Regions from separate parts of the Mus musculus genome. Here region 1 is linked to region 2. A link is a loop called in an ENCODE intact Hi-C map of the cell type or tissue named here. Cell type or tissue: gastrocnemius. All regions are shown on one strand. Links, peaks and the distances in the headings refer to the core of each region. The heading gives the core; the rest is flanking DNA.

Region 1 (7,691 bases), core at 1,575-5,574, 50 kb after region 2:
CTCAACATGTGGGAGGTTGATGCAAGCCAATCTCAAGTTTAAGGCTATCCTGTGCTACGCAGAAAGATAGGGTGAGGCCAGCTCCTGGAGCCATGGGGTGTTGGGACTCTCCCCATTAATTTTCTTGAGTAAAAGAGTTAGCAAATGACTCAGGCCTTGACATCTGGGGCTAAGAAAGGAGTCTGTGAACGTACCTGGCAGGCGTCCTTTCCTCTTTCTTTATAGCCACAGACCATGCCTCTCTTGACGAGATCCACAGAACTTGAGGTAGCTTTCTTCAGCATCTCATTACATTCCTCATAAAGGATGACATTTTGGTCCACCTCCTGGAGGATTTCTGTCGGAACATCCGGTGCTGATGAAAAAGACCAGCAGCGTCTAAATCTGCTCAGTGGACAGCAAGCATGCAAACACCCAAGAATCCCCCTGGACAAAAGTTAATATTGTCCCCATCTGACACGGAAGAAAGTAAACCTAAAAACGGTGATAGGAAAAACATTGAGTAACAGGCAGGATTGAGCCAGGCATAATGGCCTAAGTCTGTAAGTCCATGGGAGGCCAAGGTGGGAGAATCTCAAGTGCAAGGCCTGCCTGAGCTACAGTGTGAGTGAGTCCAAGGCTCTGCCTCAAAAGAAAAAGTAGAAAGGGCAGGGAATACAGCTTCGTGCTAGAGCTCTTCACTAGCACACTTAAGGCCCTGGGTCCAATTCTCATGCTTCAAGGGGGGGAAACTAAGACAAAAGAAGAGTAGTATTTCTGAAAGGAAGCAAGACCTGAGAGGATGAAGAAATGACAGCCCATCAAACTCATTACTGATGTCAGTGTGGTAGAGAGGAGATAGCCTGTCCATCCTTTATTTGTCAGTGAGATGGGGTCTTTCCATAGCCCTGACTAGTCTCGAACTATCCATAGTTCTGCACGTAACACCACACCCAGCCAATTTTCTTCACTTTCTAGAACACAATCACAGGCTCTCAGGAGATAGAACCCTAAAAGGTATCGCAATTGACTTCTTCTCACGGATAAGATGCATACCAACAGAGACCCGTGGCTCACCCAATTCCCCTAGGCACAAGGAACTCCATAAATACCAAGGCAGGAACTTCCACTGAGAAGCTGGCCAGCAGATCATCCTTTCGTGAGGCAAAATCCACCCAAGGTGCTAGAGAGATGGCTCAGCAGTTAAGAGACCTGGGTTCACCTCCCTCAGCGTGTGGAGACTCACAACTCATATATAACTCCAGTCCCAGGGGGCGGTGACACCCAAGAGCTATCAGTCAGGCATTTGGTACACAGACATGCATGGAGGCAAAACACTTATAACACACCAAATAAAATAAATCAGATCTGGATATCCACACAGGAGAATTCCATCACATTTGGCCTTTGTCCACTGGGAAAGTAGCAATTCCTATAACCATTCAGCATACTGCCCCACAAATCTGCAAAAGGAGATTTGACACATTTCCAGTTCCCAGGAGAGAGGGATACCTTCTGTGGGCTGTCATCAGATGTTTGCGTTGTGACAAAAGATTTCAACACAAGACCAAGGATCACTTAAGCTGACCATGACCTTGATTTCTGCCAAACTGCCTACCCAACAACACACACACACACACACACACACACATACACACACACACAAACACACACACATGCCTGCCAAGGAGTCTGCTTCTCTTCTGTGCCCCTTGGGATCTTTTGTTTCTACCCCAGGAAGAAGGTCTTCTGAGCACCAGTCTTACCGCCTGGCACTAGTTTTCCCCATCCTGTCACCCAACATTTGGTCCCAGCTTTTACAGGAAAACTCTCTGAAGGGATGCAGACAGGGTATATGTTAGTGGTGAAATTCACAGGGTGTTGGAGCTTGAGAAGAGCAATATCATTTTTAACGACGATAGTTGTTGAGAACTTAGGGTGGACAAAGATGGTCTTGATGGGAATCACCAGACTTGTATTCTGTCGGTAGACACTCCGATCGCCCACCTTGACGTTGTACTGGATTCGGCTATGGAAAAAATGTGTTGCCTCGTTAGCCATGACCCCACCAAGCTCTCTTATACCCCTTCCACTCCGTCCCTGCTTCTCAACATGTCCCAAATCTCTATCATCCTGTGTCTGTCACTAAAACTCTTTATTAATCTCTCAACTGTTTTGCCTGTGCCACACCCTAAATATTTCTAGTAACAAGATGGTCATAGCACGGCCACCCCCTTCTTTTGTTCTGGAATGTTTCTGTCAGGCAGGTAGATTAGACAGCAGGGTTTCCCTCCAGATCCCTCCCCAAGACTCCTCACCTGTAAATACAATGGGCGGCAGTCAGCACCCACTGGGAATTGATGAGGGAACCTCCACAGACATGCATGTGCCTGACCCGAACGCTCACCTGCCAAGGCCACTTCCCCTCTTCAGCGTCTACCCCTCCCATGATCTTCATAAAGGGTTGGCCACACACTGAGGGAAGATGAAAAGAACTCATAAGCATTAGGCCCTCTCTTCATGTTAGCATTTCCACAGAAAAAAAACACGTTCCCCCAACGATAGCCAAGAAGTGTTGAACACCACAGGCACTTCATACCCTCAAGGCTTCAACATCATACAGGCAGTCATATCCCCTGAAGCCACCCAGAGGCAAGGCAACCGAACTCTACACAACAGTGGCCTGAGCGACACCCGTGACTCTCAGGGAGTCATTAGCTCTTAGTGTGGACCTTGACCCAGCCCTCCCCTTGCCACAGACAACCCTTACCAAATTACCTAAGGAAAAGTTCATGAAAGGAGAGCGGGTGGTAGCCTTGGACATGCGCACCCGGGTGGGTGGCGGTGGGTTGTCCCTCGGGGCTTCACTAAACCCTGAGGGGAAACCGGAAGTAGAGAGTACAGAGGCGGCTGCCCAGGCCTCGCAGGGCTTTGGCTGAAGGAGCAAGAGGAAGACTATGAGGCCCAGGGAGCCACCTCCGGACGCCATGTCATCACGTAGGCCACCCTCCATCTCCCAGTAAGGTGGCACCCGCTCCCCAGGCTCACGTGGCCGCCCTCCGTTCTGTCAGGAGAAACGGGCTCCGTGGAGGGCTGCAGGGAGGCGCCAGTGAGTCAGAGGCATCACAGCTTCTTGCTTTCAATCAGTTCATAGCACGCTGAGCACACCCCGGCCTGGGACAGAGGGAACAGCCATCCTTGATAGAGACCTCCCAATTCAGGACCCCTTACTTCCTGTGGAGCTTGGCTTAGAACTGATAAGGACAGAACTCTGGGAATGAGAGGGGAAGCCCTAGGTCTCCAAAGAGGCACCTCAAACCGAGATTCATTCACCAGACTTCTACTTGTAGGCTATTCTTCTCTCTGAGCTATGGGACAAGTTGAAAGAAAATTAGCAAATGTCCAGGCCTGGAGAGGTGGCTCAGTGCTTAAGAGTGCACAGTGCTCTTGCAAAGGACTGCTGTTCAATATCCACATGGAAACTCAACACCATTCTTAACTCCAGTTCCAGGGGATGGAGTGCCCTTCTCTGGCCTCTGTGGGCCCTAGGCATGTCCATACATGCAGGCAAAATACTCAGACACAGAAAATAAAAATAAATATATGTTCTTAAGTAAGCCACCAAAGATACTCATAAGTCAATCCATCTCTACTACTCTGTGTCCTTGGTGTCTTCTGTGGTAACTCACGGCTTTCTCTTTGCCGTCCTGATGCTCAGAGCCTTGATCTTAGGCATCATCCCTGTTGACCTGGGAGGATGGAGAGAGACAATAACAGCAACCTGTGACCTTCTGTGCTTCTCGACTTTCCCCAGCTGAAGGAGGAGGGCCAAATCAATTTATGTTTCAATGTCTTGGTGTGGGGGTTTAAGTAAGAATGGCCGCCACAGACTCACGTGTTTGAAAACTTGTCCCATGCGGAGTGGCAGTATTAGGAGGTGTGGCCTTGTTGGAGGAAGTGTGTCATTGCAGGGGCGGGGCTCAGGGGCGGGGCTTTGAGGTCTCCTGTGCTTAAGCTATGCTCAGTGTGGTTTAACAGTCACTTCTGCTGCCTGCAGACCACGATGTTGAACTCTCCTCCTCCGGCATGTCTGCCTGCATGCTGCCATGTTTCCCACCATGATGAAAATGAACTAAACCTTCGAAACCGTAAGCCAGCCCCAGTTAAATGTTTTCCTGTATAGGAGTGGACTGGGGAAAGGGCACATTCTTTAGGGTGCTCTTTCGGTCACAAGAGGGGTGGGAAAGCAGGTCATCCATCCCAATAGTTGCACCCCCACCCATCAGAAACCCTCTGCTTTCAAACTGTTTCTTTTTGAGACTGGGTCTCTCGCGTATGCAGAGAAGCCTCTCGACTCTCTGTGCAGCCAGAAAGGACCTAGAACGTCAGATCCTCCTCCCTGCACCTCCCTGTACTGGAACTACAGGCACCACCACACCAAGCTTATGCAGGGATATTTAAAACAAAAAATGGGCTGGAGAGATGGCTTAGTGGTTAAGAGCACTGACTGCTCTTCTGAAGGTCCTGAGTTCAAATCCCAGCAACCACATGGTGGCTCACAACCATCCGTAATGAGATCTGGCACTCTCTTCTGGTGTGTCTGAAGACAGCTACAGTGTACTTGGATATAAATAAACCTTAAAAAAAAAAAAAAAAAAAAAAAAAAAAAAAAAAAAAACCTGGGTGGTGGTTGCACATCCTTTTAATCGCAGCACTTAGAAGGCAAGAGGATCTCTTTAAGTTCAAGGCCAGCCTGGTCTATGGAGAGAGTTCTAAGACAGTTAGGGCTACACAGAGAAACCCTGTCTCGGGGGAAACAAAACAAAACCATGCAAGGTTCTGTGCATGCTAGGGAGGTCCTCTTACCAACTGAGCTACAAGCCCAGCACAGCAAGGAACTCCTGACATTTTGTGGAAAGCTGGAAGAGTTACCCCACACCTATTTGAACCAACAAACTGAGATTCTGGTAAGCACATTCCCTATCTGGGCTTAAGTCATAGCTACCAATAGTACTCAAAGCCCATGTGAATTCTCTTTGTAGGGGAGTTTTTTGTTGTTTCTCCCGCCCCATACTTTGAGCCTGTTCTAGAATAGAACATGCTGGGATGCTATTCTGCCCATTAGACCCAGACGCAGGGAAAGCTGACTGAAGTGGTACAGGACCCAAAGTGTCGAGTCTTTATAACACATCGTCAAGTAAAGCTCTGACATCTGCAAGCTAAACAAGGTGAGAGCTGTCAAACGAACCGGTGAGGCTGGCTGCTTCTATTATCAAGAGAGGTCCGAGGCTGCTAAGAGGGCAGGAGATTACAAAGTTCCCCAATGTGACCCCATTTAAATTATCCTTGCTTTCCCCAAATCAGTGCCTTAACTCTCATGTCAGAACCTCGTGAAGCTGTTCATTTGTGTTGAAGCTGAAGCCACCTCAAAGATTAAGCAGGACATTTAATGCAATTACATCAAAGTTGCGATTATAAGAAACACGAAAATACTTCAGAACCTTTTAATCATAAGGTTAGAAATTATAGAACCTTTTAATCCAAGAGGGTAAGATCAGAGATTGCCGGTCAGTCAAATCCCTCAGAGGCTGGAGGAGGCACTTGCCATGCAACCCTGACCACCTGAATTGAACCCCCAGAACCCACTAGGAGACACCCAATCTAGACTTTTCCTGAGCCCCACACATACTTCTGTACACACACACACACACACACACACACACACATGCATACATGCTTGGGTTTGGACCTAGTGGGTCATGTGTGCTAGTGCTCTCTACCACTGAGATATATATATATATATATATATATATATATATATATTTACACACTCTGTTTTAGGCCCAATAAATTGTCTTTAGTATGGAGTGTGGCCTACTGTAAGACTTTAGAACTTCTAGGAGCTGCAGATCCAAAGTAAATTTGCACCTTTTCATGGGCCTTTCTTCATAAATTTCCATCAAGTGTTTATGAGAAAGATTAGAGGCAGGGCAAAGGACCAAAGAAAGCCTTGCTTAGAATGTGGTTTAGAGGAGGCATGCAAGAGTGAAATACTGTACAAGAGGAATGAAGCCAGGTTCAGAGCCTGCTACTCTCTTCTCTTCTCACCCCCGGCCCCGCTCCCAAAAGAAAGTCTTATGCTAAGAGGAAGGAGGAAAAAAACCTAACTTCACCTAATGGGTGAAGACAATATGAGATAACCTATGCTAGGAGACCCCACCCATCATTATCTGCCCCAAATATGCACCGGCCTAAGGAGGTGGCCCTTAGAAATAAAGCATACAGACGCGCACTCACACGCACACCCATACATATACACACACAGGCACATGTGCACATGTGCATACACACACATGCACACCCATACATATACACACAGGCACATGTGCACACACACTCATGCATGAACACACAACCATACATATACACACAGGCACACATGCACATGTGCATACACACTCATGCACACTCACACACCCTGCCGAGTGTCCAGGAACAAGTAATAGCAATCTGCTGCTGGCAGAGTGGTTCACAGGAGCGTGGAGAAGCCATCATCTCGGAGGCAAGGAGAGAATGCCAGTAAACTTACAATGGAACAGACACCAAGAAGAACTCGACAGCTCTCCACCCTCTGCACTGGTATAAGCAAATAATAATAATAATAATAATAATAATAATAATAATAATAATAATAATAAGTATTTAAAATCTGTACTTAGGAGAGTATCCATGGCAACCACAAAGTCTTGTTTGATTATCTCAATACTTCCCACTACAGAGAAGACATAGTCAAAGCTGGGAGCACAGCTCAGTTGTGAAGCCTACCATGTGTAAGACCCTGGCATCACAGGGGAGGGAGGGAGGGAGGGAGGGAGGGAGGGAGGGAGGGAGGGAGGGAGGGAGGGAGGGAGAAAAAAGCTAATTGCTTAGGGCTCATCTCATAGTTTTAGAAAAGAACAATGAATGAAGAACTTCATGTCAAGCATAGTGGCGCACACCTTTGATCCCAACACTTGGGAGGAGAGGCTGACAGATCTCTGTGAGTTCAAGGCCACAGAAACCAAGCAACAACAGAAAAACAAAAAAACAAAACAAAGAGGTGATGGATGGGAGAAAGACAAACTATAATGTTTTCTCTTTTAGGCTGAATCTTGATTTAAACAGATAAACAGAAGACATGAAAACCAAAGACTCACTATGGGGGAGGAGGGAGGGGGATCAGCGAGAGGCAGGAAGAAGGGATGGTGGCAAAGGGCAGCGTGCTGATAAGAGCAAAGCCCGGAGATACATATGCATGGAAATATCATAGCAAATGAAATCGATTCTCTTTTATGCTAACTAAAAAATATTTCTTAAAGAAATACAATTCTTCCCTTTTTAATTTTGTTTTGGAGACAGGACCTCACTATGTAGTTCTGGCTATCCTAGAACTCTCTATATAGATGAGGCTGGCCTCGAACTCACAGAGATTTGCCTGCCTCTGTCTCCCGAGGGCTGGGATGAGACCACCATGGCTATCACAACGTTGTCCTGAAATCAGAGCCACTGGTAGAGTGTGTTCTACTCCAAATCCACTAGCACTTGATCTCTCTGTGTGAGATGTTGCCATCCTTGTACCGCCCTCACGTCCACGGTTGCATCGCCCTAACCCTGGACACTCAGCGCTTAGGGCTAGAGGACCATCCTAGCATGGAGCCCATGGGCATCCTATT
Region 2 (7,691 bases), core at 2,440-6,439:
AAGCCCAGACTTTTGTATTGGGTCTCTGATGGTCACATGCAAAAGAAAGTTAAGCCAAGACCTGAGAATGTTGCACACATTTAACCCCAGCCCTTGGAAGGCAGAGGCAGGTAGATCTCTGTGGGTTTGTGACTAACCTCATCCACATAGTGAATTCCAGCATAGCCAGGGCTATGCAGAGAGACCTTGACTCAGTATGACCCCCATGCTGCCTGCCCCACCACCCATCTACACAGTTCACACCTGACAAGTGTCCAGGCCCCATTCTGAGCTTGTACACAACATGTCGTTCCCAATGAACTTTTTCTGGTTCTTCAGCAGGAGGAACTGGTACCGATGATTGCAGATTTCATTGTTCACAATCCTGACAGCCAAACCTTGGACACTATAGGGAGTCTTTGGGTGCCCTATGGAGAGAAAGATCTAGTCATGACTTCAACTTTGGAACCTGTTTCCAACTCAGAGTCAAATACATTTGTGCCTGCCGTCATGTCCTGAGCTGTTCATTCATAAAAGCTGCCTAGCTTTCAAAACTGTTCCCACTCATTGAGAAAATTAAGAACCAAGGGTGGTACACAACTTTAATCCCAGTACGTGGAAGGCAGAGGCAGGTGGATATCTGAGTTTGAGGCCAGCTTGGTCTACATAGTGAGTTCCAGGATAGCTAAGGCTATGTAGACAGACCTTTGCCTCAAAAAACAAACAAACAAACAAACAAAACAACAACAACAAACTAAACTAAAACAAAACAAGTGAAGCAAAAGTCTCCCAGGGGGTTAGGGTGATAATCAAGTATCAAGTGAGAACAAGGAGATATTTTCCCAACAATTCTGGGTCTGTGAGAATAAGCATTGCTTCACTGCTCCTAGGAAAGGCAGCAAGACCCTAGACAGCTAGATATGGCACCTGCTACCTGCTGAAAGGTTGCCAGGACTCCAATAACACCAATAGGGCTGCATCTCTGAGGATTATGGGTACACACTGACTAGAGAGGCCACCTCCATGCCTCATTGTATCTGCCAATCCCTATGAGCAGCCAAAGATGTAACTTCCTACTAGGTGGCAGGCTAAGGACTTGGTGTAGGATCTGACGTAACTGGGCTTTGGGGGTTGGTGAGATGGCTTAGCAAGTACATCAAGTCTGATGAACTGAGCTTGGTCCGAGGGCCCATGGTGGTAGAAAGAATCAACTCCTTGAACGTTGTCCTCTGACCTTCAAGTACACACTGTGGCGTGTGTACATTAGCACAGGTGTACACACACACACACACACACACACACTTTAACTTTGGAAGCTGAGGTCCTCGCAAGTCACTTGTCTCTCTTATCCTTGAATGCTGAGTGTATCTTTGGGCTCAGGAAATGCTTGCAGATGACAGAGTGAATGAAGAGATGAGTGAGTGACCCCATGACCGTGTTCTGCAAAGACAGGTGTCTTGAGACCTCTGCTCTACTGCACTCACCTTCGGCCTTTTCAAGTCCCCACCCGACGACCCAGCACATGGTTCCAATGCTTGGCTTTAAATTGAATGAGGGGAGACAGATTGGCTGGACGAGGGGGGACCAAGTGACAGGATACTTGAGCTTCAGGATGGCGATGTCGTCAGACATGCGATTGATGAAGTTCTCGTGAATTACAATTCTAGTGACCAGGAGCTCAGAGGTGCTGTTGTCTGGGAGGGTCTGGACTCCCACCTTCACAGTGTATTTAGCCGGGTTCTTGGATCTGCAGGCCCAGAGAAGATTCAGATCACTAGTAGTAAGGGCATGAGTGACAATAAGGTTCTGAGTGATAGGCTCCCTCCGGTAATGTCCTCCACTCCCAAATGCCCAGATTCACCAAGACCCATCCACACTCCCCACCCCCCACCAAGGCCTGAAAGCCAAGCCCTCAAATGCGGATGCCCCAGAGCTGACCTTTGTAAGCAGTGTGCAGCGGTGAGGATCCAGTGGTGGTGGATGAGGGAGCCGCTGCAGATGTACATTCCCAGGAAAAGAATGCTTACCTGCCACGGCCACTTGCCTACTTCCACCGCCTTCCCATTTACCACCTTGCAGGTTATGTTGGTCTGACCACAGGACCAGATCCAGGGACCTGAGGGGAGAGTGGAGAGAGGGATGCAAAGGGTAGCCCTCATCCCATGGGCCATGGCAGACCACCAACACATCATTTAGCTGTGTCCCAAGCAGTCACTGCCACTGGCGTATGTCGGGGGAGGGACTGAAGCTACCACCTCAAAACTGGGAACCACTGACTCAGAAGCAGCCGGAGGCCCCAGTTATAAAGAAACTCCCTTAAACAGTAGTCCAGACAACTGTCTGACACTTGTTATGGTTATGAGCAATCACCCCAGGACTCATTCTTGCCCGTGGTATGGATGACTGGGGGGGGGGGGGAGAATCACCAGAGGGTGAGATCATCAACTCTGAGCGAGTGTCGGGCCTCGTGCCCAGGACTCCTGTTGGTTGCATCTAAAAATACATGGACAGGTTTGTTTTTTGTTTTGTTTTGTTTTGTTTTGTTTTGTTTGTTTGTTTGTTTGTTTGTTTGAGACTGGGCTTTTCTGTGTAACCCTGGCTGTCCTGGAACTCTGTAGACCAGGCTGGCCTCAAACTCACAGAGATCTACCTGCCTTTGGTAAAGGTGTATGCAACCACTGCCCGGCTGGCTGGCTTTCTTTTCTTCCTTCCTTCCTTCCTTCCTTCCTTCCTTCCTTCCTTCCTTCCTTCCTTCCTTCCTTCTTTCCTTCCTTCCCTCCTTCCCTCCTTTCTTTCTCTTTCTTTCTTTCTCTCTTTCTCTCTTTCTTTCTTTCTTTCTTTCTTTCTTTCTTTCTTTCTTTCTTTCCCTCTTTCTTGCTTTCTCTCTCTTTCTCTCCCTCTCTCTCTTCCTTCTTTTTTTCTTTATTTTTTTTTTTTTGCATGATGTTTTATTGCACAACTATAGCCCTAGCTCATACATACCCAGGAAATAAAGAGGCTTGCCTGTCTCTCCCTGGCCTCAAGAACAGGGACAGGAGGATAGGAGCTTGCATTGAACTGGAGATAAGGTTGAGATTTTAGTCTTTGTACTAAACTAGTTAGTTTTGCCTTTTTATTATTTGATTCTATTTTTATGTGCATGGTGTTTTGCTTGTATATACTTCTGCACATCATGTGTGTGCCATACACAGAGAGGATATCAGATTCCCTGGAACTGGGGTTACAAATGGTTGTGAGCTGCTTGACCTGGGTGCTGTCAATCAAACCTGGTTCTTCTGGAAAAACAGTATTCTTAACTGATTAGCCATCTTTCCAGCCCCTTCTTTTTTTTCTTTCTTTCTTTCTTTCTTTCTTTCTTTCTTTCTTTCTTTCTTTCTTTCTCTCTCTCTCTCTCTCTCTCTCTCTCTCTCTCTCTCTCTCTCTTTCTTTCTTTCTTTCTTTCTCTTTCCTCCTCCTCCTTCTTCTTTTCTCCTTCTTTCCTTTTCCTTCTCCTTCTTTCTTCTTCCTTCTCCTTCTCCTTCCTTCTCCTTCTTCTCCTTCTCCTCCTCCTCCTCCTCCTCCTCCTCCTCCTTCTCCTCCTCCTCCTCCTCCTTCTTCTTAAATTCAGGGTCTATGTAGCTCAGGCTAGCCAGTCAAAGTATGGTGTAATCCTGATTTTCCTTTATCTCCCACGTTCTAGGATTACAGATGTGTGGCGCCATACACAGTGGGAGTGAGGTTTGATCTATCTTTGATGGGGGAGGGGAGCTTTTGTTGTTGTCTTTGTTTGTTTGTTTGTTTGTTTGTTTTTAGACAGGGTTTCTCTGTGTAGCCCTGGATGTACTGAAACTCACTCTGTAGACCAGGCTGGCCTCGAACTCAGAAATCCGCCTGCCTCTGTCTCCCAAGTGGTGGGATTAAAGGCGTGGGCCACCACTGCCCGGCTGTCTTGTTTGTTTTAAATGGGACATTTCATCACATGTAGTCACTGAGCTCCTCAAACAGGTGGAACTGAACTATGTCACACTAGCAGACGCTGCCATGACACAGAGCACAGAGTCTGCTTCCCTCAGCTGTACACCATGCAACGTAGAACAGTGTTGGGGCTCAACGGCTACAGTCTGGGGTGGGGGTGGGGGCTGGGATGGTTAAGGGACGATGGATAACTCTAATACCCAGGATAAACTACCTATTAGCAGTTAACATCAGACAGGTCCTAGCTTGTTGAAACCACTATGGCGTGGATGTAATTTGTGTGTTCCTTTGAAGGTCCATATATAGAGTTGGTCCTCAGGAAGTGATATAGAGGGTTTAGACCTTTAAGAGGTATGGTTTATGGTTGGAGAGATGGTAAGGTCTTGTGCAATCGTGATTCCCAGGCAGATGTGGCAGTGGACACACCTGTAACCCCAGTGCTTGTGGGCCAACACAAGTAGATCCTAGGCGCTCTCCTGGCAGCCAGTATGACTGAAATGGTGAATTCCAGGTTCAGGGAAAGACCTTGTCTCAAAAAATATGGTGGAAAAGTGATTTAGAGGAACATCTTGATGTCAACCCCCAGCCTACACATGTGCCTACATAGGTGCACATGCTCACACGGAGGTGGGATCTGGTGAGGGGCTTTAACATCAGTAGAGACATGTCCTCAAAGGAGTCTAGGACTCACCAAGCCTCTCTCTGCTTCCTGACTTTATATAAAGGACAGGCAGTTCTACCTTCATTAGGAGGTTCTTCTCCCATCCCCAACCTCCACCTCGTGTGACAAATCTTTAAACTCCCCAGCTCCTGCTATCAGAGGTAACTGTTCCCTTGTCATAGACCCCTGTGGGCAGAATGTTCTTTCAACTACTGGCCTTCCACAGGGGTTACAGGCACCGTGCAGACCCCTAAGTCTCCACACAGTACTGCCTTCTTCTCTGGATGCTCAGCTCATGCCTGCATCCCATCTCCATGCCTGTCTCCTCTCTCCTTTATCCCCACCCCTACCACAGAGAGCCACATTCCTGGACTTTCTCATACACAATGGTAAGCTCACGGCCATCCATTGTTGCTGCTATTGTTTCTTCTTTATGGACACTGGTGGTTTTTAATGAGTATGCTCCCCCCCCCAATAGGCTCATATATTTGAATGCTTTTCCATAGTAACTGTTTGAGAAGGATTAGGAGGTGTGGCCTTGTTGGAGGAAGTGTGTCACTGGGGGTGAGCTTTGAGGTTTCAAAAGCCCACACCAGGCCCAGTCTCTGCCTGCAACTCAAGGATCAAATGTGAGTCTCAGGTACTGCTCCAGCACTATGGCGGCCTTCCTGTGGCCGTGTGTCCCTCCATGATGATCATAGTCTAACCCTCTGAAACTGTAAGCAAGCCCTCAATCAAACGCTTCCTCTGATAACTTGTCTTGGGCATGGTGTTTCATCACAGCAATAGGACAGTGACTAAGACCTTTCTGTTTCTGATTTCAGTCTATCTTAACCAAGACTGTTCAGTGTTGATAGTCAGGGGACAGTTTAAGAAGTTTGCCCTTTCCTCCCCCTCCCCCCCATAAAACAACAACCCCAGAGAGAGCCAAAGTTCTGGGGAAAAAAACTTCACCAGTCCCACAGTGACAACGCTGGGGTTAAGGTTGGCCCTTTCTTCAGTGTTCCTCACCCTCTGTAAGATCATTGGGCCTCAAAGAACAGATCTTCCAAGATCTTGTGTCCAAGACAGGACTGACCCCAACCTTCCTCTAAACCTTACATAGGACTCATGGCATTCAGTCTGGAGATGCTAACAGCAGTTATCTGCTCCAAGGAGGGAGCATGATGGGTTGATTTTAATAGTTGTATTATTTTTTAACTCTGTGTATGTGTGTTATGGCAATGTCTTTGCGTGTGCATGTGAATGCAGGTGGATTCTTTGGAGCTAGAGTTACAGGCAGTTGTGAGCTGCCTCAGATGTGGCTGCTGGGAACCAAACCTAGGTCCTCTGGAAGAACAGCACACTCTCTTAACCACGGAGCCATCCCCGCAGCCATGATGGGTTCTTTGTACCCTTCGTGTGCAGTGTGTTGCAGATCAACCTTGTTCCAAAGTCACTCTTCTGTCTGTAGCAGGCACTCAGGGGTTCAAATGGATTCCTCCTCAGACCTTGATACTCTGTCTGGACGTTCTAGAAGCTGGGCCCCACCACTTACAAACAAACAGGATCCTGGTGCTTTGTTTGTTTGTTTGTTTCTTTGTTTGTTTTGCATTCATAGGTGGACACCCCAAAGATTATTGGCTTTGTGGACTCTGTTTCTGTAAGGTCATAGCTGACTCCCACCCTCACCTAAGGCACAGCACTTAGTTCCCATGCTGGTGCCTAAAGCTGCACATAACCTAACCGCCCGAAAACATCACTACTGCCTGACAGTATAGTGAAGTTCAGGGTTCAGTCACTCATTCAACAGTGCACTAGTCCAGGAGAGAGGTGTCACACCATGATGGAAGAGGACGGTATCCAAGCTGGGGAATATGCACTCCATTCCCAGTTACCACCCCAGCTAGCGCCTGTCCAGCACAAAATGTATAGCCAGCAGGTGACTCAAGGTAGGGCTCCTACCACACAAACTACCTTTCTCAGGAAGGGAAGCTGGATGTCCTCTGCCACTCAAATACTTCAATCCCAAAGCCTCTATTAAGCTGTTTCTGTGTTTTGGGGTTTTGTTGTTGCGTGTTTTTGTTTTGTTTTTGGAGTCCCGGTTCTACCACACACAAAGCACTAAAGCTGGACCCAGGTTTCCTGGGTGAAACAGAGGCCCCAGCATCCACCACTGAGGTCAACCATCTCATCTGAGAATTGGTATAGGGTGAGGGGACACTCAGACAGCCCAGTCATTGTCACAAGACCTAAGACTCCCAGGCAAGCTCATCCATACCATGGATGTTAGTTTGTTCCCTGTTTTTCTTCCCTCATCTGTTTGTGGTCACCCTGAAAACCGATGCTGGTGCCACTCTGTATGGGACACGTGGGTCATGAGAGGTCACAGCTCACACCCATCCCACCAGCCTCCTGAGGATGTACCGGTCCCAGTACTGACAGTTGGAGGCCCTGAAGGTATGAGGACAACCAATGTAGACACCAGGCTCTCAGATCCCTCCTCGGTCCTACCTTCCATATAGGGCAGACTATTAAGTCTGGCAGAAGCAAGTGGAGAGGAGAGAAGACCGTGAGGATCCACTGATCCACACGCCATGGCACAGAGTCCAGCCCTTACTGCTCCTCAGAACAAGATGGAGTGTCTCCGTGGTGCAAGGATTCTAGAACTCTGTTGTTTACTTACGATCAAAGAGGGTAGGCCTCTGCCCGAGGGCAAGGGCTCACCCTGCTGATGCAGCCTTAAGGGGATGGTTGCCACAGCCGTGGAGGGAGGCTGTCGGACGCCACCCTGGAATGGTGCTTTGGGGGTTCAGTGCTGAGCCTGTGACCAATCCGACCATGCCTGGTCCATTACAATGTCTGCCGAGCCCAGCTCTCAGCAAAGGCCTTCATGCCTATCTCTGAGCCTGTGACCTTGTCCCTTGTTGCTTTGATAGCACCAGGGGTGAGGTTTGTGACAGTGTTTTATGGTTAGCCCATGGAGCTGCCCTGAATTCATGCCAGTCTCCACTGATGAGCCCCTAGAGATACGGAAACTGAGACACAACTCCTTTTCCACAATGTACAACTGCTCTATAACTGGAGACTTCCATTTTTCCTTTGGGACTGTATTTTC

What was found. A loop is a pair of places that touch in the nucleus more often than their neighbours do. Peaks named below come from ENCODE experiments on the same cell type or tissue, not always from the same donor. Only the 100,000 strongest peaks of a DNase experiment are listed, where the experiment ranks them.
Region 1: it touches region 2 in a loop (2.1-fold over the local background); 2 of 42 quality-filtered maps call a loop at or near these places.

The regions. Positions count from the first base shown.
Region 1 is chr9:110,793,475-110,801,165 of GRCm38, reverse strand. Prss42 (protease, serine 42) reads right to left here and starts at 2,981. Exons shown (of 5, transcript NM_153099.1): 1 at 2,758-2,981; 2 at 2,298-2,454; 3 at 1,746-2,008; 4 at 195-355. The coding sequence starts at 2,968. It also overlaps the pseudogene Gm46141. In gastrocnemius, for the core only: no CTCF peak of the experiment used is centred there; no DNase peak of the experiment used is centred there.
Region 2 is chr9:110,844,031-110,851,721 of GRCm38, reverse strand. Prss46 (protease, serine 46) reads right to left here and starts at 7,216. Exons shown (of 5, transcript NM_183103.2): 1 at 7,088-7,216; 2 at 1,918-2,095; 3 at 1,464-1,726; 4 at 244-407. The coding sequence starts at 7,172. In gastrocnemius, for the core only: no CTCF peak of the experiment used is centred there; no DNase peak of the experiment used is centred there.